3 separate regions of the Mus musculus genome follow, and all the other regions are linked to region 3. Evidence: chromatin loops called from intact Hi-C (ENCODE). Cell type or tissue: left cerebral cortex. All regions are shown on one strand. Each heading gives the region's core, and the rest is flanking DNA. Links, peaks and the distances in the headings are about the cores only.

The links. Hi-C counts contacts between places; a loop is a spot of excess contacts. Peaks named below come from ENCODE experiments on the same cell type or tissue, not always from the same donor. Only the 100,000 strongest peaks of a DNase experiment are listed, where the experiment ranks them.
Region 1: a loop joins it to region 3, with 7 times the contacts of the local background. A loop is called at or near these places in 9 of 42 quality-filtered maps.
Region 2: a loop joins it to region 3, with 12 times the contacts of the local background. A loop is called at or near these places in 6 of 42 quality-filtered maps.

What each region holds. Positions count from the first base shown.
Region 1 is chr15:38,914,692-38,922,367 of GRCm38, forward strand. No RefSeq gene overlaps it. Among named protein-coding and RNA genes, the nearest start is that of Baalc, 15 kb to the right of the region's middle. In left cerebral cortex, for the core only: no CTCF peak of the experiment used is centred there; a DNase peak (open chromatin) is centred at 4,140; H3K27ac peaks cover 2,477 bases.
Region 2 is chr15:38,974,934-38,982,609 of GRCm38, forward strand. It overlaps Gm33123 (a long non-coding RNA gene), which reads right to left and starts at 4,432. Exons shown (of 2, transcript XR_384058.1): 1 at 3,807-4,432; 2 at 3,302-3,442. In left cerebral cortex, for the core only: a CTCF peak has its summit at 3,852 (motif pointing left); a DNase peak (open chromatin) is centred at 3,877.
Region 3 is chr15:38,705,666-38,713,341 of GRCm38, forward strand. No RefSeq gene overlaps it. Among named protein-coding and RNA genes, the nearest start is that of Gm45924, 19 kb to the right of the region's middle. In left cerebral cortex, for the core only: a CTCF peak has its summit at 3,431 (motif pointing right); DNase peaks (open chromatin) are centred at 3,768, 4,170 and 4,656; H3K4me3 peaks cover 697 bases; H3K27ac peaks cover 1,292 bases.

The sequences.
Region 1 (7,676 bases), core at 2,634-5,133, 210 kb after region 3:
CGTTTCACTGCCCCCACTCCGCGCCCCTCTCCACACCCACCTCCCCACACCCACCCCAGCTGCCTTCTCAGGACTCCCGTCCTTTTGTGAAGACCTCCTGGTGTTTCACGAACTGTGCTGGAGTCTGTTCCTCAAGACTCCTGGTTTTGCCTTTAAACAGAACCCTTTCTCCTCCATTCACAGCTTCACCCCACTCTTCCCTCACAATCCAGACACTGATGTCTATTTACTCCAGGTTTGATTGACACTTTCAGTGGAAAAAGAAGTCCCCTCCTACTTAATGCCATAGTCACAAATGCCACACCGCAGCAGCTCTGAGCTACGTGGTTTTGCCTGCAGAGGGCATTTGCTACTGTCAGAAGACATTTTTGGTTCGTCAGAACCGGAGCGTGTGGGTGATGATGCGATTGCAAATGGTAGGCAGAGGCCCGGTGATGCTAAATAGCTCCCACACCACACACCGCCCTGTCCTCAAATACCAACAGTGAAGACATTGAAATGCACACGGGGTGCTCCGGCACCCAGAGCACACAGGGCTAAGTCATGAAATGGGACAGGAGGCCTCTCTCCCTTTGGATTTATGTGGCAATCTAAATCAGGCCCCTCGTTTTAACGACATTCTCCTCCACTCCACGGGGTCGTGTTGAGCACAGGAGGCAGATGGGAGGACAAACCATTGCCTTCCCTTTAAATTGCCCCTGCCCCTGCCCCCACCTGGGGCTTCCCTGGGTGAGGCTCACTAGCGGGCTCCTTTTTCTTTTTTGGGTGAGTTATTTAGAGCAGGTGCTTAGTCTGTGATGCAAACACTCTGCAGGCATCCACAAGTCTGTCCCGGCATGTGAGACTGCAGGGCAGATTCCAGCTTTTGTACAAGCAAGGCAGAGACTCTTCTGAGGTGATGTTCAAGTGGTGGGGACTTGTGTAGGAATTTACAGGGCCACGCTTGTGATGTATGGTGCAGGACAGTTAGGACTCCTGGTGGCATAAATAAGCAAACATCAGAACCCAGAAAACAGAATAAAACTGCACAGTTGGAGAACCCATGCCAGGGAGAAGGGGACACCCAGGGGGCTTCATCTGCTCAGAGAAGGAGATGGGGGGTGGGGGTGGGAGAAAGATTGTGGGAAGGGGATGTAAAGTGAATAACTGAAAGGAAATTTAATTTAATTTTTAAAAAATGGGGACTTTGTTAGCTCAAAGGACAGGATGGCTTGGGGCAGGGGAGGTGGTCAGGTTGGCTTAGAAACAGGCTGGATTCAAGACTTATATGACAACACAGACCCATGTTTCCCTCTCCATTTCTCAAGCTCCTTTTGCAGCATCAACTACACCCTACAGAAGTTTTTACCCCTCTCCTGTGCCCAGACTCTTATAACTGTGGCAACTCACTGTATTTCCCAGGTTCATGTCCAACAGGGACACATAGCCTCTTGTCTGGTAGCTCCCGGGGTTACCGACTAAGGCCCAGTGATGGCCCCAGAACAAATTACATCTGCTATGAGAATGCAGAGAGGTGATTGGCTTCGCTCTTGGTCACATGCCTTAATTCAGGCCATGCAGTCTGAAAGCAGGTGGAGTTCCTGAGGAATGGTGTTGGACAAGCTAACGGACAAGCCTACCACCCGTGCTTCAGAATTGTCGGTTTCATGGACTTTGGGGTGGGTTAGGAAGGGAAGCTAACAACGAGTCCTTTTAGACTGACAAAGACTGTGTGTTGGGGTACAGGGTATGTTAGAGAAAGGAGAGCTGGCGAGAAATATATACAGTTTTGTTTGTTTGTTTGTTTGTTTGAGACAAGATTCTTACATAGTCCAGGCTAGCCTTGAACTTGCTATGTAGCAGAGAATGAACTTGAACTCCGATCCTCCAGCCTCCACTTCTAAGTACTAGATTACAGGTGTGTACTACCACACCCAGCTCATTTTAGGGCTCTCTAAAAGATTCTCTGGCTGCATATAATTCACTTATTTTTTTTTATAGATTCATAATGAGGAGAAAAAAAAACCCTTTCTCAAACTGTCAGTATCTGAAGGTTATAAACACTCTGAGATTTGCTATGTGTGATACTGCGATGGTATTAACATTAATTTATTCATGTTTTTCTCAAAATTGATTATGAAATCTCTTATTTTTAATAATGACTCTCTAAAATAATATCCCACCGTCATCTCAGAAACACCGAAAAAATGGAGGTTGAAATAATTCCTCCTCTATTCCAAACACTTTTTTTTTTTTTTTTTTTTTTTTGGTTTTTCGAGACAGGGTTTCTCTGTATAGCCTGGCTGTCCTGGAACTCACTCTGTAGACCAGGCTGGCCTCGAACTCAGAAATCCGCCTGCCTCTGCCTCCCAAGTGCTGGGATTAAAGGCGTGCGCCACCACGCCCGGCTAAACACTATTTTTTTAAGCAGAGGGCTCTGGTCTTATGCAACAGGGCAACACAGCATGAAGAAGAAAACTGTGCTGTGGGAAGATTCATTCTTCCTTCAAGGGTAGGAAGTGCGAGCGAGCGATGGAGGGAAGCTTAAGTGTGCCAGCTGGAATGGCTGCAGTCATTTAGAGACACACTGGGGTGAAGTGGACCCTTCAGGTGGGAACGTAAGCAGAGAGCCAGAGTCCATCAGAGGAAGTCCACGTGGAAGAGCACCACATATGATTACAGAGAGTGAAGGGGAGAGAAAACACGCATGCCTTGTGATCAGAAGCTAGCAAGCTGGTGGCGTGCTTCTCAGAGAGGGCAGTCACGGAAAACCATCAAAAGGCTATGGATGCGATGAGTTCATACCGGATATACTGAGTCTAAAGAACCCCAGAGGAAAGGCAGACTGCAGCTGGTTCTGTGGGCTGTCAATGGTGCGGCTAGATCCTCCCCATCTTTTTGCACAAATCTCTCTTAAATACAGTTTGCTCTGCCCCACCCCTTACGCTGTTTGAGGCAAAGCCCTCACTGCCTCCACTATTCCAAACATCAAAATTTCCGTCCTCCAGTCTAGGTTTAAATTCAGCATCCTTTGTATCTTTGATGTCTTCTCTAGTTTCAATATGACCTTAATTTTATTTTCCTGATTGTTAATTTAGTAATTGTATAAGAACAATATGCTTTAGCACGACCCTGTATTAAAAGGAAGTCAAGGACACAGAGCATTTTCTGTCTTAAGTGTTGACTATTGTTCTTTTTACTCTGAGACTTAAGTACAAGCATGAATTGACTTATAATGTCTTCTGGTTTCTATTTCCAACTCTCCCACTGGAGGTATTTAGGGGGTGATGATGGTACTTATGTCTCCATGACCCAGCAAAGCCTGGTGAAAGTCCAGGGTGAATATGACTTCTGCAATGACTTGATGAGATGAAGGGACAGGTGTAGAGAACTGAGGGTCACATTTAAGCCCACAGTGAAGACAGATGTGGGGTCTGAGAGAAGAACAAGATTATTAGGGTGCAGCCAACCAGATGAATATCAGGTAAGGCCGACTTTCTCCAAGCGTGATGGCCTGAGTGGGATCCCTGGGACCCAGACAGTACAAGAAGAGAGCTGACTGTCCCAAGTTGTTCTTTGCCTGCCACACAACAAGCTGTGGTGCGTGTGCCACAAAACAAGAAATTTAAAATAAATAGCAAATGAAAACAGAGCTCTTGGTGTGCACAGCTTTTTCTCCACAGTGGATAGCTACCTTTGCTTATTTGGGGAACAGAAACTCCAGGCTATGGAGCAGTAGTACAGAACCTGAATGGACCAGGCCTAGGATTGCATTTAAGATCCAGCATGACCTTGGCTCCTGGGGCCACCACAGAACTGCCTTCTTTCCTGATCCCTTGGAGGTCAGTTTGGCCCAGTTATTGTAAATGGAGAACTTTGGGAACTATGCACAGTCCTTTTGTTGTTGATACTGCTCTATAAGAGGCCCTGGGGCAGGCGGACATCCTCAGCCTTCACACCCCAGTGTTCTAGTCTGCCTTCTGTTGCTGTGATAAACATCATGACAAAAAGCAACTTAGAAAGGAAAGGGTTTGCTTCAGTTCACAGATTACAGTCTATCACTGACAGAAACCAGGACAGGCACTTACAGGCAGGAACTGAAGCAGAAACCATGGAGGACTGTTGTGTCCTGGCCCGCTTCCAGGCAAGCATCCTGTAATTTTCCTTATAGAGCCCAGACCCATCTGTCTAGGTCTGCTACTGCCCACAGTAGGCTGAGCCCTCCCACATCAATCAGCAATAGAGAAAATGACCCACGGACATGTGCACAAGCCAATCCAATAGAGGCAGTTTCTCAGCTGAGGCTCTCTCTCCTGAGTGGGTTGTGTCAAATTAACTACTGAAACTGACATCTTTGTTCCATTATGACACACCAGCAAAGCTTCTGTTTCAAAATGGAGTCTGTGTGTTAAGGTGGACTCAGCTCATATGAGTACTACTGACTGCATGCATGACAATGGCCCTGCACTGGAAAAACCAAGCATTTCCATTTTCCTCTCCTTTCTTCTTAAATTTTGCACTCTGATGAGGGGTTTTATTTGTTTGTTTATATTTGGTTTTGTTTGCTTGTTTTAGATAAGGTCTCCCTGCATAGTACTGACTAGTCTGGAACTTTCTATGTAGACCAGACTGGCCTCAATCTCATAGGGATCCACCTGACTGCTGAGTTCAGGAAAGCGTTGTAAACAAAAAGCTCCTTTCTAAGATGGCACTTTGATTTGGAGCCTTCTGAGCAAGATTTTCAATATACCAAGTCCAGGGTGGGAAGGTACTATCTTAGAAACACCTTCGGATGGTTAGGAAAAATCACAGGAGAAAGGCAGCCATCTAGGATCCCAGCCTCCAGACTGGCATCTGGGTCTTCTTTGCTGTTTTGGGGTGCCATGGGCCACAAGACAACGTCCATACTTCTTAACAAGGGACAATGGACACCAGGAGTTTGGCTTCTGTGTTTCCTTGGCTGGTCCTGTGTGTTGCCAGTTTCTCTGAAATGCCTCTCTTTGCAGCACACCTTGTAGCCCTGAGGTCTCCCAAACTCACACACCATGTTTTGCGTTGGACTTTCTTCCCAGATCCTTAGATCAGAGCACATCAGAGCCGGATGATCTCCCTCCCATGTAGATTTTTCTCTGGCACTGTTCATTTTTCCTTCAGCATGACAAAGATTCGGGAACTAGCCAAACCTCAAATTATCTGTCCTACAGAAGCTGGGGGCTCTATTTCTATCCCTGCCACATGAGTCACATTGCTGCCTTCTGCTCACCAGGAGCACTTGGGCTCTGGCAGAACAGCAATCTGTCTGCCAACTGCGTTACTCACATCTTTTATTTAACCTCTAACCTCCTGGTTGCATCGGTCCCTTGGGGCCTCTTCAGCTCTGGGTCTAAGTCCTTTTGGAGGTAGCCACCCTTTCCCCTTCCCTCCCCACCAGATGAGAGTTAGAGTTGTTTACTTGGCAAAGCTGATTGTTGGTGACATCCTCTTGTCCACACCCCAGTTCTCCCATCTTCTCTGCATGTTCCCCCGGCTCTCAAGAAAAGATCTGAAATCAAACGTTTGTAAGTCAAACATCTGAAATCAAACATTTGTGCCTGGAGGTGGGAAGGTATGGAGTTAATCCTGACTGTGCGCCAGCTCATCTGCTCTCTCTGATCCCAATCTTTGATGTAGATATCGTGATTCTCCTTTTATATGTGAGAAAGTTGAGGCTTAGTGATGTTAAGTCGTCGGGCAATGACTAAGACAGTAGATGGAACAAGATGTCTTTGGAGCCACACAGATCTGGGTTTTGAGTCTTCACTGACTGACTGTCATTGGGCAAGAGCTTAGGCTTTTCTGGTTTATACCGGGCAGCAGTCAGATCCATTTTCAGATAGACATTGCCACAGCAGAGTTTGACAACGGAAAGAGCAGAGTATGGATTACTCAGTGCCTCTGCTTGCAAGGGTGCAGACTAGGATTTGCTCCAAGGCAGTGAGTGCCTTCTCTGTTGTAGCACATACATCCCAGCCCCTAGTGAGTCTACAGCCAACAGCACTCACTGCATAAGGAGGAACCTAAGCCACAAACTCAAATTCTTCCGGTCCCTAGAAGAACAAAACAGAGATTCAGAGATATAGGCAAAGGGACTCAAATCTTGCTTCAACCACCAAGAAAAATGTCACCAAGTTGTGTGAACATGTTTATATGTGTGTGTGTGAAGAACTATGTGTCACCAAGGTGTGTGCACATGTTTACATGTGTGTGTGTGAAGGACTATGGAGGCCAGCCCTGGGTGTCTTTTCAATCATCCTCCACCCTGGTTTTTGAGACAGAATCTCTCGTTGAGCTTCGAGCTTAATGATCTTGCTAGACTGGCCAACGGCAAGCCCCGGGGGCCATCCTTTCTTCCTGTCTACAGTGCTGGGTTACAGGCTTGAGCTACCACACCTAGTTCTTCCATCACCCCCATCTCTCCCCCATGGGTACTGAGACTTGAACTCAGACCCTCAGTTTACATGACAAGCACTTTACCTACTGCGCCTTCTTTCATTGCACGACCAAATCTCTTTAAAACCCTCTGACTCTCAGGCTTTCACTAACCAGGCCGAGGTTTGTCCTCAGCATCCTTTATTCTCCCAGGCTTTCCCACACTCTTCTGCTCTTCTGTTCCTTCTCCGTCTAAAACCAACTGAATGTCTCTGTATATGTCTTTTCTTTGATTTCCTTTCCATGAGTTACCCAGGTTTTTCAACACAGAAGCAAGTGTGTGTTCTTCTAGCAAACAGACACCCTGCCCCTTTAAAGGCCTGTGTTGCCCAGACATGTAGATGTCTTTTGTTTGATCTCTGGCACAGAAGAATGACTTGACAGGATCGGTTCGTGTCTCCCTTGAACTCCAAAGCTAGCTCTGAGAGGGGCACAAGAGCCCTCTGCCTTTGAAAGAGGCAGAGAGATTTATAGTTCTGGAGGCCAAATCTAGGCTCAAGATTGGCTACTGGAGGCCTGCTCTGGAGAGATGAGGCCTTCTAGTTGACCTCACAGGGCAGAAGGAGCAGAGAGGCAAAGTGAGGCTGAACACCATATCCTCACACGGTGGGAGAGGGAACCAGCCTTGTGTAGGGTGGAACCCTCATGGCCATCACTTGATTGAAGTCCCCACATCTTAACACCACAGTGGGGATGAGGTTTCAACCTGACTCCTGGACACTCCATAGCACCCGTGCAAGCCATTTCAGTCACTAGAGAAAAGGAAAGACTATTTGGGAGGTTTGGTTTCCAGAACTGGGAGAATTTCTGTTCCTTATAAACTTCCCCGCCTCATGCCTTTTGTTATGACAACACAAGCCGAGACCAGGGAATGGTAACTTTCACATTATCATTGGCACTAGGGATCAAAATGTCAGTCTCAGGAGTGAGACTGTGCTGATATGAGTCAGCCTCTTTCTAGCTTCTCTTTTGTTGCACGATGTCAGGTTCTCCGCATCTCCCCGGACGATATCGGCATCCAACACTCTTGTCCATCACAGACACAGGCTGTGGTGAGTGAAAGAGAAGGCTCTGATGATTCCCACCTGCTCTGTTCCCTGGCCTCAATAGGTGTCGGGGTCCCTGCAAGCCTTGTGGACAGCAGGGAAACAGCCTGGGGAGAGAGTGAGGTGAAGGACGAATCTTGGATCAGCACCGCTTCAGCAGGTGCTGGGTCCAAAACTTCAGGG
Region 2 (7,676 bases), core at 2,634-5,133, 270 kb after region 3:
TGTGTGCTGTGTGCTGTGTGCTGTGTGCTGTGTGTGCTGTGCTGTGCTGTGCTGTGCTGTGTGCTGTGTGTGCTGTGTGTGCTGTGTGTGCTGGGCTGTGCTGTGCTGTGCTGTGCTGTGCTGTACTGTGCTGTGCTGTGCTGTGCTGTGTGTGCTGTGCTGTGCTGTGCTGTGCTGTGCTGTGCTGTGTGTGCTGTGCTGTGCTGTGCTGTGTGTGTTGTGCTGTGCTGTGCTGTGCTGTGCTGTGTGTGCTGTGCTGTGTGTGCTGTGCTGTGCTGTGTGTGCTGTGCTGTGTGTGCTGTGCTGTGCTGTGCTGTGCTGTGTGTGCTGTGCTGTGCTGTGCTGTGCTGTGTGTGCTGTGCTGTGTGTGCTGTGCTGTGCTGTGCTGTGTGTGCTGTGCTGTGTGTGCTGTGCTGTGCTGTGCTGTGTGTGCTGTGCTGTGTGCTGTGCTGTGCTGTGCTGTGTGCTGTGCTGGGCTGTGCAACCCTGCCCAATGATCTCAGTCTTGTTAAATCAAGGAATCAACACACACCTTTTTACTTTTATCTCAGAACTTGAGCTCTTGTTGCCATAGACACTTCTTAGCCATAAGGCCAAACACTAGGGATTAAAAGTTACACTGTGGGGCAGGTGAACCATGCCACCAGATAGAAAGATTGGTAAGGTTGAAGAAGTTTCAAAACCCTGGTAAATCTCATAAATGAGAACAGTAGGCATTCGAATCAGCTCCCTGTCCCGACTCTCCTTGTCCTGGAGCACATGACCACGACACTCAACTAAGAGGTCCACGACAACCAGTCACATAGCATGAAAACCTGGAGTTCTCCATGCTAATGCGGTGTCTAGGTAGGTCCCAAGTGTTTAGCCAATGAGCTTCCCTTCCTGCAAAAGTTATTTAATCCCTGGTTCACCCTGAGTAAGATGTATCCATTTTCATCTACCATGAATAAAACAGTTTGAACAAGCAAGGACTGTCTCCTTCACCAAGGACTGCTGTAGGGGGTGGGGTAGGGTGGGGTAGGGCGGGGGCCTTTGCCATATAGAGTCTGCCTAAATCTCCTGTCAGGCTTCTCTCCCAGACCCTCAATACTTTTGGCACTCACTAGGAGGCAAGCAGGATTCTGCCCTGTCCAGGGCTCAGTGTGGGCCCTTGAACCCCTGTCCTCAACTCCTCAAGGTCCCCAGCAGTGTCTGGGTACACAACAGTTTGAGAACCACAGAATCTGTCTCAGCCCCCAGTTTCCCACCTGGAGAAACATGAGCTGGGACCCCCTATCTTAGACCATGTTTTGCCTTCCCTGAGCAGCACGCTGGTGGTGCGCTTCAGTTCACACGCAGACCAACATTACACTTGGAAGTTTTTATATTTTTACTTCTGATTTCCTCTTGCTTTATTCGCCATGTAAAAATAGCATGTATTTACTAGAAGGCTTTTTACACACAAGCCTTCCTGTGTTAGGAGTAAGAGAAAAGTGTGTTGGAGCATGTGATGGCTCAGCTCTGCACTCTTGCTCCTCTCCCATCTGTTGAACACAGCCAGACCTTTTCAGAGTTTAAGCTTTAATGTAGTGTGGGTGTTGAGAAGAACTTGGTGTAGTCCTGCCAATAGGGTTCAAGGCTGTCTTTCTAAGCAGTCAGCATCTAACACTTCTCCACACAAGGTGTCATTTTGTCTACTCCAGGATGAGTTGGGGAATACAGAACTCTCAGCGATAGAAACTTGAGCGACTCAAGAGAGTCTTTCAAATAAAATAAAATGCGGGGTTTCAGAAAATGTCACCACATATACACATACTGCCCATTGGCTCCACAAACCCAAGCTTACCACTGACTTTATTTCCTTTCATAACTAGAGTTTGTTGCTTTAGCTCAGGTGTATGGTGTTGTCCATCAAATTGTCCACCACAGGGCATTTGCTTAACTCAACCTTAAGGAGTGATTTAAACTCCACATCTCAACAGCCCCATCATAGTAATCTAGCATGAAGCTAAATAAAAGTGTCTCCTTGATAGCCAATCAATTCCTGTTTTGTTTAGTTGGATTTATGCTATCTTACAAACAGCATAAGAGAGCTATGAATTCTTACCAAGTCCAGTTCTTAACCAAGCCCTCTACAAACTAAGCTGCATTCCCAGCCCACAATGATTTCAAGCTTACATTTATTTAGTGTCAAGTCACTTTTAAGTATCTGACACTTCAACTAACATCATTTTAAAATTCCAACTGCCTGCCTATCACACACGGGATGTGTGCCAGATTCCCAGCAGAGCAAACATAATACCACACCCAGCATATTGCTTTAGCGCATCGATCAACCGAAAGGCACGAAAACCAGCAAAATGGAAGGCTTTCTGGATGCCTCCACGAGTTTACTATCAGAGCCTCCAGAGGGCCTCAGTCGTTACCAATCTTTTGAAGATGAACTCTTTCTCAGGAGATTTCACCACATCTAAACATATACTGTTTCCAACCATCCAGTCTTTTAAGGGCCAACTTTGCAATGGTTCCTTGTAAACCATTTATTCTGAAGATGCATTCTTTTTATTTTGACCAGTTTCTAAACAGGTGGCACCACAACCTCCGGAAGGTCATATGTACCCTCCTGAAGGTCATATGTACCCTCACAGAACACACTAACCTTCTTTGGCACCTCCCTTGGTTATGTCCAGCGTCACCACCTAACCTCAATGCAGTCAGGTTGTCTTCTAGCAACCTGACTTACCCACTGAGCTCAGTTCAGTTTTTGCTCATAGTCTAACTGAGTTAGGCACCTGACGTCCCCCTGCAAGGCCCAGTTCTAGTCCTGAAACCTGTCCAAATTTTGTTGAACCCAATCTCAGGCACTCAAGATTTCTCTACATGACTCAGTCCTGTTTGCCACATTTTCCAAATTCAGTCCAGACGGAGAAATTTGTCCCAGAGTGTTGATAAAAAGTAAGCTTTGAAGACTAGAGAGATGGCTCCGTGGTTAAGAGCACCAGGCTACTCTTCCAGAAGACTCGGGTTCAATTCCCAGCACCCACATGCAGCTCACAAACATCTATAATTGCAGCTCTTGGGGATTTGGAGACCTCTGGCCTCTACAGGCACCAGGCACCCGGCACCCATATATGGTGCACATATGCGTGCCGGCAAACACACACACACACACACACACACACACACACACACACACACACACACACACACATAATTAAAGGGGGAAAAACTAAAGGGAAAAAAAGGATTAAGCCTGGAGTCCACTGCCAGGAGGAGGAAGGGAGTTGTAAGGTCAAGAAGCAGAGAGCAGAGTGGAATGAAATTGAGGGAACCACTTTCTCTTTATCCACAGGATGGTAGTTGCTGGGCTCGTATCCTAAGACTGTTCCAGGATCAGAGGATTCCGTGTCTGTGCAAGGCCTCTGAGTCGACAGTGCACACACAAACGGGAGCAATCAGGACCCTTCAATGAGAGAGAAAGAGTGAACAGTGTTGTTAATGCTCTGCTCTGTCTTTACATGTAGGATCTTGCCTAAATTATCCACAGAGAATTTGGCCTTTGGAGGACTTGTCTTATTACTACTATAAAAAATAACATTGTCATTAACATAAATCACACTGCTGCTGTGTCTACATGGCGTGTCAACAGAGGTCCAAAGTACGTAAAAGCCTCTTAAAGCTGACAGGGTCTGAGACAAAACCGAGGCGAGGATTTAAAAGCACTTTGTCAATGGAAAAGTGCCAAATAAATGTCTGTCATTGTTATTAGATGAACCAAGGGAGGCTTATTCAGTTTGACGTTTCAGTTCATGTTGAAAAATACCAACCAGTTTCCAATTCAGTCCGAAGGCAGTATTTATTGGTGCCATCTGCTGGAAGTTTCTGAAAAATTGATGAAGCGAAGGTGAAACCGCCCAAGCGATGAGGTACACGGTGCTTTGAGTTTATGTGTTCTCCGCACAGTCGCGTCAAGGCAGGTGATGTTCCTGGCAGGCACTTCTCATATTAGACTTTGCACTATAAAACATTTTGTGCTGGTAAATGAGCACGGTGCTTCATGAAGCACCGTGTCTGTTTGTTCACGCTTTCACAGAGAAGTGTGACCGCTCACACGGCAACCCCGTCTCATGAGGCAGACATGTAAGGAGCTAGGACTAGCTAACCAGCTCGTAAGGCCTGTGGGTCAGTAGATCGACCCAAGCAGAATGCAAAACAAAAACTTCATGAGGGAACTAAGGAAGAAGTCTCTTAAACTCAGTGTGTGAGATCGTCTGCAAAAAAAGTATCAAAAGCTACCATTTATGTAGAATCAGAGAAAAGGGAGAATTACTAAAGAGAAATTCACCTTGAGGGAATCTCCATCAGACAAGTAGAGGCAGGACCAAAAATAACCCAAGCTCTCTTCAGCCCTGTGAAACTTTACTGTGTCACATGGTCATGGTGAATCACTGGACTAGACTCAAATTAGTGTAGTATTCTGTCTATTAAATGGACCATGGATTTCAACATAAACTGTTTATACCCTGAAAACAAATATAATAGTCATAAAACCTAGACCATTATGAGTGAATTCAGACCATAGCAAGTGCACTGAGTTGTCTCTCTACTTAGCAGATCCACGCAGTCAGTTCATTAATCCTGTAATGATGCAATCTTGCATTGGAAGTAACTGAACTGTGTGGATCCACTCTGTGGAACACTGCTGAGATCTACAGGTACGTGAAAGTTATCAGTGGTTCTTAAACTTTAAGCATGCATCAAAGTTGCCTGAAGGGCTTCTTAAAACACACAGGTCACTGGGGTCCCACCCCAGGCTTCTGACTCAGAAAGCGCAGGGAGGGGCTGAGAACACGCAGTCTAGCAAGTTCCCAGCTGCTGCTGCTGTTGAGGTCTGGACCTGGTGCTACTGATTTAGATTGACAGCATGAATTGACAGCATGAAAAGGCAGTAAAGGCAAAGCAGCCATCAGACTTCCACACACATCTAAATGTTTTATTCTGGTTTTAAAAACCAATGCAGGGCTAGTGAGATGGGCCAGTGAGTAAAGGCACTTGTTGCCGAGTCTGACAACCTAAGCTCAATCCTCATTCCCATAAGGGTGAAGGAAAGAACAGACTCCCTTCAGCTGTCCTCTTACCTCCCATGTATTCCATAACACACACACACTAAACAAAACATTTTTTAAAGCAACACAGGTATATAGTGAAAAATAAAAACAGTTGTAAGAAAGAATATTTTAGTTTAAATCTCAACACCAAAAAATAACCACTATAAACATGTGGCATATTTATTTTCATGTTTCTTTTGCTGGGTATGCATACATATGCCAGATATGTGCCTAGTATATATGAGCCGTGTATAATCATGCCATATATATAATTTTTGCATATTCTCCCTTTAGGTATAGTATCTTGAATATTTCCAATATTATTCATAAATTAGCCAGCATAGAGTACATTAAGGATCAGGTTATTTTCCTGAGCTACTAAAGAATTAAGATCCTTGGATTTCTTGAAGATGGATAGAACCTGCCAGAGCTCACTGCAGGAACAAGGAAGCTGGGGTGTATATTGAGAATTTTGGTTTCTTTAAAAAAACACAGAAATATTCTAAGAATATATTTTGGTTTTAATCATAGGTATGGGATATGGGGCTACTTCAGATTCTCCACAGCATCTTAGCCTTGTGTTCTAGCAGAGGTGTGGTTTTGACAGCTGCATACAGTTTTTGTGAGTGTGTGATGTTTGGGATTCTGGGAACTCTTCACAGGGTACATAAATGCTAGGGCCTCAAGAGGCAGTGTGGGTTGTGAGTTGTTGGTAGGTTGTTGTTGGTCTCAGTTTGTTACGTAGTTGTCCACAAAGAAGAAACAACAAGAAGAAATTAGATATCCTGTTGGTGAAGGTCAAACTTGCCCCAAGGAACTTGATGCCCCTAACCAGCAGGAAGTAGCCCAGCAATAATGTCTCCTACTTTCCCTCTATCCTTTTCTCTCCTATCTAGTGTTAGAGTTTCAAGGGGTGGAAAGTAGGTGGAGAGGGATAGGAGAAATGAGGAACCCACAAAGTAGACATAGCAGCTACAGGGGTGTCTACTCTACACTCCCCACTTGCCATTAGTAGAGCTCTTTCCAGGACACAGGATTTCCTGATTTGCCAGTTTTCCACTGCTTGAGCCCGAAGAAACCTTTCAGCAAGCCCTGGGGCCTTGCTACCAGTGCACAAAGAAGTGATAAACAATGATGACCCATGGTTATGAGTGGAACCAAAAGTATCTACTCAGGCAGTTAATGATGAGTAAGGATGGAACCCCCTAAGGAGACGACTGAGAAACAGCTGTCTTAGTTAAGGTTTCTATTGCTATGATGGAACACTATTGTGTAAAATAAAGGATTCCATGATGGGGTTCCTTCCCACCTTAGACCATTTCATTTATGGTCCCCAATGAAACACATACACACACACACACACACACACACACACACACACACACACACACACACACAGCCTTTATATTTTAATATGCCTTAGGCAGCACAATAGCTGGGTAACTGCCTCCACTCTATGCTGTTAGAATCCACTTTCCTACTGTTAACTCTGAGTTACTGCTTACTAATTTCTATGTCCCAACTTGGCTGCTCTTGACCCAACTGAGCAGCCCTCTGGGCCACATCTTAGCCCTTAGCACATGGTGTCTCTCCTTCTCCCTCCTGCACATTTTTCTTTTTCTTCCATGGTGGCCTCTCCTACTTCTCTCCTGCATGTTCTTATTATACCATGAGGGCTCCATTCTCTTTCCTTCTCTGTGGTCTCAAGCCTGGGAAATCTAAAACCCACTTATGTCTCTTCTCCCAGCTATTAGCTGCTGGCATCTTTATTTACCAATCAGAATCAATGGGGGGTGGGTCCTTCAGGCTACCTGCAGACTCCAAATCTTGGAGGCCAGCACTTAGCATTACAATAAACAGTAAAAGCCAAAATCTTAACCCACCTTTGACTAAAAACAACTTGGGAAGGAAAGGGTTTATTTGGCTTACGATTCCATATCACTCTTTATCATCAAAGAAAGTCAGGACAGGAAATCAAACAGGGCAGGATCCTGGAGACAGAAGCCGATACAGAAGCCATGGAGCAGTGCTGCTTACTGGCTTGCTCATCCTGGCTTGCTCAGCCTGCTTTGTTATAGACTCAGGACCGCCAGCCCAGAGATGGCACACTCACAATGGGCTGGGCCCTCCCCTGTCAATTACTGAGTAAGAAAATGACCTACATACAGGCTTGTCTGCAGCCTGATCTTATAGAGGCATTTTCTAAATAGAGGTTTTCTCCCCTCAGACTACTATAGTTTGTATCAAGTTGGCATAAACATGGCCAGCACAACATCTATATAGTTCTCCTACAGCCACCTGGGTACAGACAACCAACCTGGGTCCTCTGCAAGAGCAGTACATGTTCTTCATTGTCGAGCCATCTCTCCATCACCAAATAGATTTCCTGAGTGGATGTTTCTGCATTGACTCCGGTCCTTTGCACAATGTGTTAGTTTTCATCTCTGTTACAGGATACCTAGGATTGGAAAACTCAAAGGAGGAAAGACTTCCTTAGGCTAATGCTTCCAGAGGTTTCAGTCTGCAGTCACTTGACTTCTTGCTTCTATGCCTGTGCTGAGAAGGGGCACCATGGGGCAGAATGCAGCT
Region 3 (7,676 bases), core at 2,411-4,910:
TCTTTATCCTCCTTTTCTTCCTCCTCTTCCTTTCTTCTGAGGTGATGGAGATTGAACTCAGGGCCTTCCTTGCACTCGCTGAGATGGAGCCACCACTGAGCCGTCCCCAGCCCTGGCTGCTGTTCCTTTCTTAGGCCTCACAGTTTCTAAAAGCCAAGCCATGGGTAAGATGATCCCTAAGTAAACACGTGGCCATGTTTAAATGTGTGTTGGGAATGTGTGGCTTAGTAAACATCCTGTGCGGCTGCTATGGTTCCCTCAGTTTACTGGATAAATCTTGCCATGTCTTTAAACAACAAAGAGGGACTGGATTGTTTATTCCAAACCACTTGCAATTGCTCAGCCTTCTGAGTCAGGAGGCTCATGGGTTCAAGACTAGCCTGGGCTACATAATTTGTTTGGTCCAGTCTGGGCCATATAGTGAGACCTTGTTTCAAACAAATAATGCCAACAAAAAGACTAAAGCAAATGAATAAAAAGTATTACATCTGTATCCTTTACTGATCAACCCAAAAGCCGAACGACTCTAAATGTTCTCTGCCATTCATTTACCACAGTCTAGGTGAGGTGAGATTCCCACCAGGAACCAGTTCCTGGTCATGTCCCTTGTGAACTCACAATAGCAGATCCACTTAGAAACCCCAACAAATGGCTAACTGAGGTGTCTATTAACATATCAACATGGGGCGTTGGCCACCAGTCTCTCAGTACCAGTCAGAGAGTCCTGGCTCCTTTCAGCACTTCTCACCATGCCCACCCCACTCGAAACTTCTCCAGCCCCTTGAGAAGGCTGAGCAGATTCCAGGACAGGCTTCAGATTAGCAGCTCAGGACATGAGGCCTAAATCTCTGTCTCCAGGAACTGGGCAATTCCAGGCAAGTCCAGCCCTCAGAAGCTGCCCTGCCACCTGGCCTGAGGCAAGGACGATGGGTCAGCAACAGTTTCCAGACTTCCTCAGCTACTTCCTCAGTAACTGTTTCCAGACCTCCCCAGCAAGTTTCCAGTCTCAACACCCTGGTAATGGAATGTCCATAGAGATGGACCCAACAGATTAACTCAGGTCACCGGCACCAGAATTCCCTACTGTGCTTTAAATTAGGCCTGCAAGCTCACTTGGGTGTCTCTATTCTGGTAATGGGAGGCCCCAGCATGCTGGACTTGTGCGGAATAAAACTCTCTTTGTGATAACATACTATTTGAGTCCAGGGATATCACTCTTCAGCTGAGAGCAGAGGAGGGTGTTAGATCTCCTGAAACTGGAGTTACAGTTAATTGTGAGCTGTCACATAGGTTCTGGGAACTGAACAAGGTCTTCTGGAAGAACAGCCAGTTCTCTTAACTGCTGAGCCATCCCTCCAGCCCCATGTGGCATGACTTTTAAAACATCAATTTTATTTTATGAAACACAATTTAAACAGCCTACCCAGGATTTCTAGGATTCTCAATAGTGATTTGCTTTCTGTCTGCCTGCACAGTTTGAGGACATGCATGCCCCCATGCTCTCTTGATGGGTAAGGAGTCTTGAGCACTGAAGTTTCGCTCCCCATTTTCTGTGTGCATTCCCTCTGCATTTGCCACACACATTGTTACAGCCTCAGCTACAGCCTCCTGCAAACATTCCTCTGCTTTCAGGACTGATATCCCAGATTGTCCCCTTGGATGGTCACAGAGTCTACAGTGACAGTCGTGAAATCAAAAGACTTGAAGCAGCAATGTACGTTGAATATAGGCCAAGGATCCAGTATGCACACACAGCCACTGAAGACAGAGGAAACCAAAACTAGCACTTTAAAACTTGGACAATACAGTCAGACATGGTGGCATACACCTATTGATCCCTTGAACCTAGGAGATGAGGCAGGTGGATTTTGTTTGAGGCCAACCTGGAATACACCATGACTCTCTATCTCAAAAAACAAGAGCTATCATTTAGTCCGTGGTAGATGCTACCATGGCTAGGTGCTGTCGTGTATGTGTGTGTGTGTGTGTGTGTGTGTGTGTGTGTGTGTGTGTGTGTGTAGCCGGAGTTACGTTTCTTCTTGTCCCCCAATTTAGCCCCTGAAATTCTGGGCTGATGGGAAACCTTTGAGATACTCTCCCTACTCTCCCGATGCCCAGAGTTGATAATTCCACCATGCCAGTTGGTCTTTGTACAATGTGATACATCAGCTCACTGCTCATCAAGTGCAACTGTGACTATTGTTGAACCACGATGTTCCTGTAGGGAGGCCTGAATAGGATAATCCTCACACGGAAGGGACATCTTCTGAGTGCCTACTGTGTGCTGGCCATTGTCAGCTATAAAAGATACAAAGAAAAGAAGAACAATGCTGACCCTGGAGACATTCCTGTCTCTTTTCTTTAGAAATATGAAAAGGTCCAAAATATGGTTCCCCCTTCAGTTCACAGACCCCTTTGAGCCTTTCCTTGTGGATGAAGATGTCTCTGTCCTGGTTCATCCTGAGGAGAGGGAAGGCAGAAGCTCATGTTAGGAATACTGGTGATCATCTGGAAAGCAATGAGGCTTCGGGAAGGCAAATGAGACCTCGGGCCACCCTAAAGCTGATGCGGGATGCCAGGCACTGCCAGGACACACGTTAGGAGAGACACATCTTAGAAGAGAGGTTGGGCTGACCTGTGGGGAGGCAGAAGTCTCTCAGAAGAGGGTTCCAGGCCACAGATGTTCAGGAGGAGAAAGCGCTGCCCTTGCACCCTTCTATGGGCAATGTAGGAGTGCCGGTCTGAAATCTGGAAGCTGATTGGAGCAGTCCCATCTCTGCCCCACCTTTGCCAGAGTCTGGGGCCTAGATCCAACCCCTGCGTCCACTTCTGAAGGATGGAGGCTGGGTGTAGCTTTCAGCCATCACCTCAAAGCATAGTGGATAGGGAAAGGAGCTGTCTGTCACGGATCGTTCTGTGTTAGCCACGTGCCAAGGCTTCCTCAGATATTGCCCCATAGAGGCCAGTGAGAGGGTTCTCAGCCCCTGTGAGGAGGACCACAGCTCTGACGTGGAAGCTTGCCCTGTGCCTCCTTCTTCCAAAAGCATGCCCTGTTCTCACCGGCTTTTAACCTTGGAGAGGCAGGTGACCCTACGTTCTCAGGGGAGAGGCAGGTGTCCCCACGTTCTCAGGGGAGAGGCAGGTGTCCCCACGATCTCAGGGGAGAGGCAGGTGTCCCCACGTTCTCAGGGGGAGAGGCAGGTGTCCCCAAGTTCTCAGGGGAGAGGCAGGTGTCCCCAAGTTCTCAGGGGAGAGGCAGGTGTCCCCACGTTCTCAGGGCTGTGCTTAGTAGATGTATTAACCAATTCTCTGAGCCTCACAGACCCTTCTAGAAGGGGCTCAAGAGTTTGCAAATTGAATGAATCAAGCGCAAACTCCACAACAACAAACTAAAAATCAAAACCCAGACAGGTCAGACTATCCAAACAGTAGGGGGCTCTATTCACTCATACGATAAAAGAAAAAAAATTTTTTTTTTCCAGTAAAGATTTGCTATGCCAACATGATTCTAAAAACTGCTCAAAAATAGAATACCATATTTTAAATTTAACATATATTTAAATAATTATTAAAACTTAAATAATTTATTTTTGGAGGGGAAAAAAAAAAAAACCTGCCTAGGCCTGAGAGTGTAACTCAGTGGCTTCAGACCCAGGACTCTCCTGCACAAAAGCCATTACAGAAAAGTCTTCAAAAGTGAGACCAGACCCAGCATTCACAGTATCTGACCAGGGTCAGCCACTGCCAGGCACGAGACTGGGGGGTAATTATCCTAAATTCACAGTAGCAGCTGTGACCTTTGCAGAGGGTTTGGTAAATGTCACCCTACACTGAGTGCTTTGGTCATCATCTCATTTAATCCTCAGAACAGCCCCGTGGTGATAATGGTGGCTGGAAACTGAGAACCTAGTCAGCTCTTCCCCATGCCCTATCTCCCCCCACGCCCAATGGCGCGCCTATCAGTCTTCCTCCAGTCTGTCTGGCTCCAAAGTTGAGACCTTAACCACCCGTCCCTACCACCTCACCATGTGGCAAATTACTTTTCCTTCTGGACTCTCAGTGGTGGTCTGGAAAGCAGCCAAGCGTTTGTAGGAAAGCTCTCGGTCTGAACTTGGAGGAGCTGGGAGTGATTATTACTCGTGATCTGAAAACAAGAAAAAAGGTCTGGGGGCGGGGCACTCTAGTTTGTTCTGAAGTCTGCGGTTGAGTGAAGGCAACCCAGTCATTTCAGCAGAGTGCTATGTTACCACTGATGGGATTTCGGGGAGAGATCCTTATTTCAGACTCCAGGTCTTTACCCCTCTGTTATAGTTCAGAGCAAGGCTGAGAGGGAGGGAACTTAGATTCTACGCCTGGCTTCTTTTCTTAGATGAATGAGGTCTTCTTCAGCCTCCTCGAATCTTCGTGCAAAGTTCAGGTTATTTGCTTGGCCTCCGTCAGAACTCATATAGGACAGGTCTGGTGTTGCACTGGTGGGCAGGGCAGCACCGTATGGGCGTGGCAGTGCAGACGCAGGGCTTTCTGTGGAGACCAGCATTTTCCTCAGAGCGGAGCAGCAGGCAGGCCCCGCAGAGAGGAAAGCTCTGCAGAGGGATATTTTTGAGACTGATGCAGAATCCTAAGTAGTGACGTCCCAGTGACTCAGCTGGTGGGTGGAAGTGATTTTCAATAATGACAGTATCACCATGTCCCTCCTCCCACAGTGTCTCACATCACCAAAGACGTGCGCAATAGCCCTGACCCCACTGACTCAGCTACTGAGCACCGCAGGAAGAGAATAAAGGGAACAGGGGCGGGCGGGCGCCTCACAGGCTGTCCCTCTGAACCGTGCAAACCATTTTGCATGTGGAGAGTAATGCCTTCCTCTTCCTCAGAAGCAAGCACAGAAAAACAAGGGTGGAAAAGGTCACCTTGTCCGTCTGTCCTCCAATTGTAAAACAGTCCTCCAGGAGTTAAGTGCTGCATAATTATAGCCACCATTATCAGGAAGAGGCCACTTGAGTTAATTAGAAAGGGAAGCCACCCAATTGCAGTTAAAAACATGTGGAGCTTGGTAGCATTTTTGAGAGAAAGAAACTGCAATGCTTAAATAGAGCCATTTACAGATGTCTTTTCAGACAGAACAACAGGAAAATCAGCTTAGCTAAGAAGTGTGGGTCATGGCCGATGTTTGGAGCTAATGAGTGACTGAAACAGTGCCTGTCACCAAGGCAGTCTTGTGTCCTTCCTGACCTCGGGTGCCTTCAGAGGTAAGGGGTCAATTAAGGACTTCTCTGGGGCTTGTGAAGGATTGTAGTGACCTTAGCAACAGTTAGCAGTGGGAGGAAGGGAAGGGTAGCTTCCTAGGAGCCGCCTTCTCATGAATAAACATGAGTTTGTCTTAGGGCTGTGTTGGAATAGAGATGCCAAGTGTGGCCAGAGTGCACCGCAGGAGCCAATGGCTGCAATGGTTGGAGGCTTCCGCTTCACCCCTCATCTATGCCGAAGTCTGGGGCTCCTACTGGAGAGCTGGAACCTGGAGGTTTTCTTTAATGGGCACTGTATTGAGAAGCATTTGGAGTGGGCTGGGGCAAGGCTCATTGTGCTTGATGCTCTGGATTCTAGCCCCACGGCCGCCACCCAACAAACCATTGAAGTCTGGAATTAAAAATAAGGTTCGGATCTTGCTGAAAACAAGAGTTGTGTGTGGTGGTGAATATCTACAGCAGCAACACACACAGGCGCCTCAAGTTCCACACCAGGAAGAAAAACGCCCTCTCTCCCTTCTCCTTTTCTTTCTGTTTCTTTGAACATTTATGTTAGAAAACTCAAAACTGTAAATTTTTCCTTCTTAGAAATGTACATAAATCCTTGGAGACCCTATTACCATTTTGTCAGCTCTTGGAAATGTCTCTTAAACTGGCAGAGGCCTGAAAAAAGTGTGGGACCCTCAGAGCTGCAGTTATAGACAATTATGAGTGGCCTGATATGGGTACTGGGAATCAAACCCTACAAGAGCAGCCTATGCTCTTAACTGCTGAGCCATCTATCCTGGCCTACATTCTTTTAGTTAATATGAAAAAAATCTGTCTGTCTGTCTGTCTGTCTGTCTGTCTGTCTGTCTGCCTGCCTGCCTGTCTTTCAGGATGGTCTTAAGCTCAATCAGCAGCCCAGGTTGGTCTTGCTCTCCAGTTCTTCCCACCTCCTCTTCTGTTTTATAGCTATGTGCCATCATGCCTACCTTCTTTTTTTTTTTTTTTCTTTCTCTAGACCATGTCACTGGCCAGGACTCCTAGGTAGAACAGGCCGGCCTAAAACTTAGAGCAATTCTCCTTCCTGCCTCTGCCTTGTGAGTACTGGAACTAAAGGCATGCACCACAGTGCTTCACATTTGATATATTATTAAAATTTTGATCTGCTCCACTCCTGAGTATATAAGCCAGGAGATTGTGTATATGCGCCCACAGAAAGACTTTCATATCATGTTTACAACAGTCTGTTCTTGGTAGCAGAACTGGAAACAACCCAAGCAACTTACCAAGAGGAGAAAGGATAAATGAAATGTACATCTATATGACAGAATGCTATTCTGTCATTAAAATCAATTAGCACCATGCAAAATAACATTAGTGACTCTCAAAAAACAGTATGCTGCTCCAAAGAAGCCAGACAAAAAGACAACACACAGTGATCTACAATAGCAAATTAATCTACTGTAGAGGAAGTAACTAAAAGGCGTGCTTTCCGCATCAGGAACAGGAGGAGCTGAGTACAGTGGGCAAGAGGGGCCTTGGAGATGAAGGGCATGACCTATGTCTGTGTGTGCATCATGGGTGCACATGTATGTGCAGGTGTGCAGAGACCAGAGGCCACCCTGGGATGCTGTTCCACAATTGATGCCTACCTTGTTGTGTTTGTCTTCTTTTCGTTTGTTTCCTTCCTTCCTTCCTTCCTTCCTTCCTTCCTTCCTTCCTTCCTTCCTTCCTTCCTTCCTTCCTCCCTCCCTCCCTCCCCCCCCCTCTCTCTCTTTCTTTCTTTCTTTCTTTCTTTCTTTCTTTCTTTCTTTCTTTCTTTCTTTCTTTTTGAGACAAAATTATGGCTTGAAGTTCATAGACTAAACTAGGCTGGTCAGTCAATCAGAGCCTGTCTCTGCCTCTGTGGTGCTGGGATTTTTATGCACTGCCCACCACTGCCTTTTCAATGTTGGCTCTGGGATCAAACTCCAGGTTCGAAAGGCAAACATTTTCTATTGACAGAGCTACCTTCCCCCATCCTCATGTTCTATCCTGCTTTTTAGAGTGGAGAGTAGATTAACTGTACCGGGAGAGTAGTTACAATGTATAAGTAGTGTAGAGAGCATATTAAGTTTATGGAGAGTGGTTACTATGTATCAGTAGTGTAGAGACCACATTAAATGTATGGAGAGTGGTTAATCTGTCTGTAGTGTAGAGCATGCTTACACTCGAACTGTGCATAGAAGTGGCTGTCTTTATCCATTTTAAATTCTACATTGAAATACCTTGGGCCAGGTACCGTATCAACAGTGGAAATTTAGTTCTTAGAGTTCTGGAGTCTGGAGCCCAACTCGATGTCAGGGTGGCAGGGTCCAGGGAAAACTCCCTTGACAACTTTTTTCTGTATCCTCACTGATGTAGGGGGCCATTGAATTCTCTGGATCTCTTTTTATCAAAGTAAGA